Regions from separate parts of the Homo sapiens genome. Here region 1 is linked to region 2. A link is an interaction called in ENCODE POLR2A ChIA-PET data of the cell type or tissue named here. Cell type or tissue: MCF 10A. All regions are shown on one strand. Each heading gives the region's core, and the rest is flanking DNA. Links, peaks and the distances in the headings are about the cores only. Region 1 overlaps COL6A3 (collagen type VI alpha 3 chain). Region 2 has its middle 33 kb from the start of COPS8.

What was found. Peaks named below come from ENCODE experiments on the same cell type or tissue, not always from the same donor. Only the 100,000 strongest peaks of a DNase experiment are listed, where the experiment ranks them.
Region 1: POLR2A ChIA-PET joins it to region 2 with 5 read pairs; 2 of 35 experiments call an interaction of 5 or more read pairs at or near these places.

Annotation. Positions count from the first base shown.
Region 1 is chr2:237,345,477-237,348,396 of GRCh38, reverse strand. COL6A3 (collagen type VI alpha 3 chain) reads left to right here. Exons shown (of 44, transcript NM_004369.4): 30 at 13-48; 31 at 528-590; 32 at 1,832-1,894. Among named protein-coding and RNA genes, the nearest start is that of COL6A3, 67 kb to the left of the region's middle. In MCF 10A, for the core only: no CTCF peak of the experiment used is centred there; no DNase peak of the experiment used is centred there.
Region 2 is chr2:237,117,165-237,120,084 of GRCh38, reverse strand. No RefSeq gene overlaps it. Among named protein-coding and RNA genes, the nearest start is that of COPS8, 33 kb to the right of the region's middle. In MCF 10A, for the core only: no CTCF peak of the experiment used is centred there; a DNase peak (open chromatin) is centred at 1,864.

The DNA.
Region 1 (2,920 bases), core at 224-2,723, 230 kb before region 2:
TTTCCTTTATAGGGAGAAAGAGGATTCCCTGGATACCCAGGACCAAAGGTAAATAATCCCTGGTCGGTGAAGCATCATCATGATTTTGGGATGGCTCTGGTATGTCCATGGACTGAGAATCAGAATATCTTGGCATTAGTCTTGGGTCAGCCACTCAGTTAACTGGGCTACCCTGAGAAAGACCCTTCCTTCCCTAAAATACTCTCTCATCTGTCAAGTGGAGGTCATAATACGTACTTGTCCTGGTGTTTATGAGATTTAAATAAAATATGCTGCAATCAAAGTACTCTGTAAGCTGTGAAATGCTATAACCTACATGATAGTATCATTACTGATTAATTAAATTAAGACCATCTGCAAATACCACAAATATAGTAGTAACCCACTGGAAAAGTGAATCAAAACTAACCACTTGGCTGCCCGGGAAAAGTGTGACCCACACGTCTCCTGGATGTCTTACCCCACGGACCCTCAGTGAGATCTTCTGTTCCAAAGCTTACTGTGCCACTTCTCGGCTTTCTTCCCAGGGTAACCCAGGTGAACCTGGGCTAAATGGAACAACAGGACCCAAAGGCATCAGAGGCCGAAGGGTAAGTTTGCGTGGGCCTTGGCTGCAGGTGAGGAATGAGAACGTATGTCTCAATGTGATTAACTGCTGAGGCTTTGACAATTATCCTTCACTTGCACCCTGGCCAGGGATAGCACAGGGTGGAAGGAAGGGAATCCTGAGCCCCAGACCAATGTCCTCAGGGTGCCACCATGGCTGTGGTCCATGGCTCTCCTCCTGTAGGTGTATTCCTCTTCCTCCAACTCACCTCCAGGGTCGCCAGCCCAGCTCACTCCAGGCACAGCACCCACCTGCAGTCTCGAATCTCATTATGGGTGACTGGGAAGTCTGTGCAGTCACTTTGGGCCATGCCCACCCAGACGGCCAGGCAATGGGAGTGAATGAGGCATGGCAACTGCTTCTGAAGCCTCTAGGCTTGCAAGCGAGCCAGGCCAAGGCCATGGGCTCCTCAGACTACTGGTGCTGAGATTCCTCTTCCTTAAGCTACTTTTAGCCCTGATAGCTCTTTTCTTTTTATTCTTTGTGTGTGTGTGTGTGTGACAAGGTCTCACTCTGTTGCCAAGGTCTCAGTCTGTCATCTGGGCGGAGTGCAGTGGTGCCATCTTGGCTCACTGCAACCTCCATCTCCTGGGATCAAGCGATCCTCCCACCTCAGCCTCCCAAAGTGCTGGGATTACATGCATGAGACACCACACCTGGCCAGATTATTCTTCAATGGATGTTTACTCACCCTCTTAAAATGGCAGAGTCTTCAATTAGCAAATTGTGGCCTAGATCTGTGTAAAGGTTGCTAACAGTTATTTTCAGCCTGAAATGTAGTTTAAAAAGAAACATAATTATCTTATTAATTTGATCAGTGAAGACAGTCAAACTAGATCATTTAATATCCCAAAGAGCTTTAAAACATTGGATGATTATCTACACTGAACGCATTAGCTAATTCACTGTCTGTTACCTATTCTCCTGGGAGTCCTTAGTAATCATATTAGTGGTTCTTGGGAAAGCACCTGTCTTACCTTAGCCTGGCAGAGAACACAATATACAACACCTCTATAGTTGGTGGGGGACTCCCATTGGCTTTGTTGAGGTTGCTTGTCCCTAAACTTGAATTTAAGAGACATTTTAGCTCCCTTAAAGTGAGAGATTTTTCGTGGTGATGGAGTCCCTTGGGTTAGATCACTTTTACCGTACCTTCCAACTATAGGAGCCTTAAATTCTCCACTTTCTGACACAGTTGAACAATGTTTGTTCTGCTCCCTCTAGGGAAATTCGGGACCTCCAGGGATAGTTGGACAGAAGGGAGACCCTGGCTACCCAGGACCAGCTGTAAGTATTTATCCAGTTCTGACCCGGCCACCTGGGGCTGGGTGCTTTACACGTGGTCCCTGAAAACTTCCCACCATCTGCTTTGCTCACAAGAAAATGTGCTCTCTTTGTATTTGCTTGGTTGTCAAACCGCCTCTCTGACATCATGATGCAGCAAAGAGATTTTGAATTTTAGAGTAACAAGAAACTTTAAAAAAATAGGTTTCATGGGATATCCTGTCATCTAGGGAGTATTGTAATTTGCCTTTATAGTTTCCTGGCATAGGTGCATTTGAGGTTTGTGTAGAGGAGAAACCAAAGAGGGGAAATCTAAATACCTTTTGCTTGCATCTTGTAGAAGCAGTGTAATTATGCCAGGCCTTGGTTTGACAATGCTTCCTGTGGTCTATGAAATCCCCAAGGGAGCTCCTGATTTGTGGTTAAATCCCACTAGTCATGCTGCCACCAGGAGCCAGGAGGGCATCCTCCCACAGCCCTTCCAAACCTCTTTATTGCTAATACCTTTGTTTTCTTATTTGAATTTCTCCATATATTGTCCCTCAATATTGAAATTGGTGAGTTTCAAAAAATAATGGAAAAGATAATTCAGGAGTTGGAAAATCATTCCTAGAAGGAAAGGTTCAGGGCTTAGTTTGGTTGAATTAGGGAAAAGAAAGCTGGTCAGGTGGGTCTGATTGCTGTCTTTAAGTAGGTGAAGTGTTGGGGGGAGCACATTAAGCCAGTTCCTGCAGAAGACCAAGCAGGCAGAAATAGCCTCCTGGAAAGACAACTAATGGCCCATGAGATGCCTGCTGGGCTGTCAGGGTGGTGAGGTTTAGGCATGGGACACTGAGGGAAGCCACGAGTCAGTCCCTAGAGCTCCTCGGGGTGGAATTCAGCTGGGATGCTTTAGACACGGAGGGAGCCAGGGCAGCTCAATGATCTCTCACTGCCCCTTCGGCAGGGGACAGCGTATCAAGCGTGTGAAAGGGAGCTCTTTTCTCAAGAGAAGCAGAATCTAGACCCAGGTTCACTCGTGGGCTTTAC
Region 2 (2,920 bases), core at 321-2,820:
GACTGTAAATCCTCAGAGCTGCTGCCCCAAGCATCAGGGTGCTCAAGAATCACTGGGGTCTTGTTAAATGCAGATTTGATTCAGTGTGTCTGGACTGGGGCTTCCAGGCGATGCCCAACTTGTGGTCCAGGAAGCACACTTTGAGAATATTTTTCACAACTGAACCTTTCATAAAACCTGGATACAGAGTGTTTGGGGTTAATTTTCTGATGAGAGCTGGGTGCTCTCACATTCTATGCGGCAGTCAAAGGCAGGGCCACATGGTTTGAATGTGCAGGGCCAACCTAACGGTCTCTGATGATATTAACAGGCTGGACCAGGGCTGGAGCTTGCAGCTAAAGCCACTGCACTTCTCCAAGCAGAGGGGCCATGGCACTGCTCACCCCCTAGCCATTCCCTTATGCCAACACTGCAGGTGACCGGCTTTTATTCTTAGTCGATGTCCAGGATAATTTTGTTAGGTTTTGTATATTTTAATTTTTGCTTAAATTTAGCATACATGTGGATTTGATCATTTAAACTGGTGAGTGACAAGTGTGTGACAAGCCCCTAAAATAACGCCTTGGCTGGGTCTTTTAAATAATTTTTGTTCTCTTCATCCTCACAAAATAACTAATGGGTACTGCGCTTAATACCTGGGTGATGAAATAATCTGTATAAGAAACCCACATGACACAAGCCTACCTATGTAACAAACCTGTACATGTACCCCTCAACTTAAAATAAACGTTAAAAATTGTTCTTAATTATTAGGAATTCAGCCTCTAATTCCCCATAGATTTTCTTCCTTGCCAAGTCTTAGTAAACTTATCCATTCCACTCATATGACAAAAGAACTGACGACTCAAGGGCCAAACAAACTATTTAAAAAGCAAGAACATGAAGAAAACCTTTTTTTCAAAAATATCTAATAACTCAAGAGCACTTCTTCGGCCCTTAGAAAAGACTTATTTAAGCCTTTGAAGGGACTGCGTTTCAGCCAGCAGTGATGGTGATCGGACATTCAAGGAATGAAGTGGTAGGAATGACCCTACACACCAAGTGAGTTATGGCAGCACATTGTAAACAACAAGACACCGGGTGACAGCGAGGAGTGAGAATCAAGCAGATGTTTGGCTCTGGCTAAGCACATGCTTTACACATCTCAACTCAAGAGGGTTTTCAAACACAGCATCAACCCCATGTGTTTGGTTTTCCTTGTCAGAGCCCTTCTGCTATCTTGAGGAAGGGATGGGTGGAAATACAGAAAAGCTGCCCTGCACAGATTCCTGCATCTACATCCACAGCTCCAGTCACATGAAAGACACCAGACGCAGCATCAAAACATTTAGCCAAGATAATGTTGACAATGTAAGATAATGTTGAAAACTAAAGCTTCCTAATCTTTTGAAGTTGGTCCATATTAAATTGCCTCAGGCAAAGTTAAGGCAGTTGAGGCCACACTCCCATATTTCCATTTACATTCTTTGTATTTTATGACAGAAATACATTGAAAATCTTGTTCACCAGTCTGCTAAAAATCAGGGTTATAAGGGGAGACATCCAACAGGCTTAAGGCTCCCAAATGGATTTGGAATTTTTTGGACCTTACTCGATTGACCTCATTCACTGCCCAACCTCACAAACAACCTAATTCAGTTTTCAAACCATGTTATTTAACCGACACAGGATAGCCATGAAGAGGTTCTTATTACCTTATGCATTATTATGCACTGGGCATTTTGCCCTTTGTCCTGAATTGCTCTTCTTAGAGATCAGGTGCAGGTGCACAATTAGGAGAACATTATTCAATCAAAACTGTTTTTGGCAATTCCTCCCATCATGTGACTCACAAGTTAAAAATGGTCCAGTTCCTCTTTCATTTAGAATGAAATCTTTTCCTGCAGCTCCACCCAGGAGAAAAAATCATGATTCACATTCAGGATGCACATATGCTGGTCAGGTGGGTGCACACAACATGCTCATTCAAGTCCACTCATTTCTTAAAAAGATGTCCAAAGACTCCTGGCTTCCCACTATCTCAATTGACCCAGGAGAATGTCATCAATCATTTACATGAATAAAATGTCCACCCTGGTTTTAGCTTGTCTTTAGATATTTGGATAAAACTACACAATCTTTTCCACTAATTTTGAAAGCTTCCTTTACTTAGAGAAGCAACAAATTCAGAGGAAAGTTACTACTTTGCTCAACCACAAATATGATGCAGATTACTCAAAAGTTATTGACTCTAGCAAAACGGCAAACCCTTACCTTTCTCCAACTGCAGTGATAGCAAGGGTTCTCAGGTGAGAGGAAATCCAGGCATGGCATTTGTTAACAAGGAGGTACTTACTCCAGTTCATGGGCTGCTCAGCTAAGAGGCAATAGATGCCTTTCTTCCCCCTGCTTTTCAATGCAGAGTTTAATTGTGGGTTGTAAAAATCCCCCAGACACACTAAAAGCTAGAAGACTCCTGGAAAACTGCTAATCTCTCCAGGAGGTGTATTTGCCCTTGCTGCTATCATTTGGATGGATGGGGGCAGTGGGGATGGATGCTATCAGGTGGAATTCTGTTCTTCCTGCTTTTGCTATAAAAGGTGGAGACAGGTTAAGGGGAGGGGAGTCCTGGTAACTGTCCTAACATAACCAGTGCCTGAACATTCCTTCAAAACAGCCTTGATCAGTGGTTATTGAACTTGGCTTCAACGGTATCTGACTGATGGGATCCTCACACTATCTGAGACCATCTAGACCATCACCAACTGATACGCACAAGTTGTGTGGCTACTGAGCACTTGGAATGTGGAAGTCCAAATTGGGCTGTGCCACAAATGTAAAATACACATGGGATTTCAAAGATGTAGTATAAAGAAAAGAATGTAAAATATCTCATTAATATTTTTGTATTGATGACATGTTGAACTAATAATATTTTTGA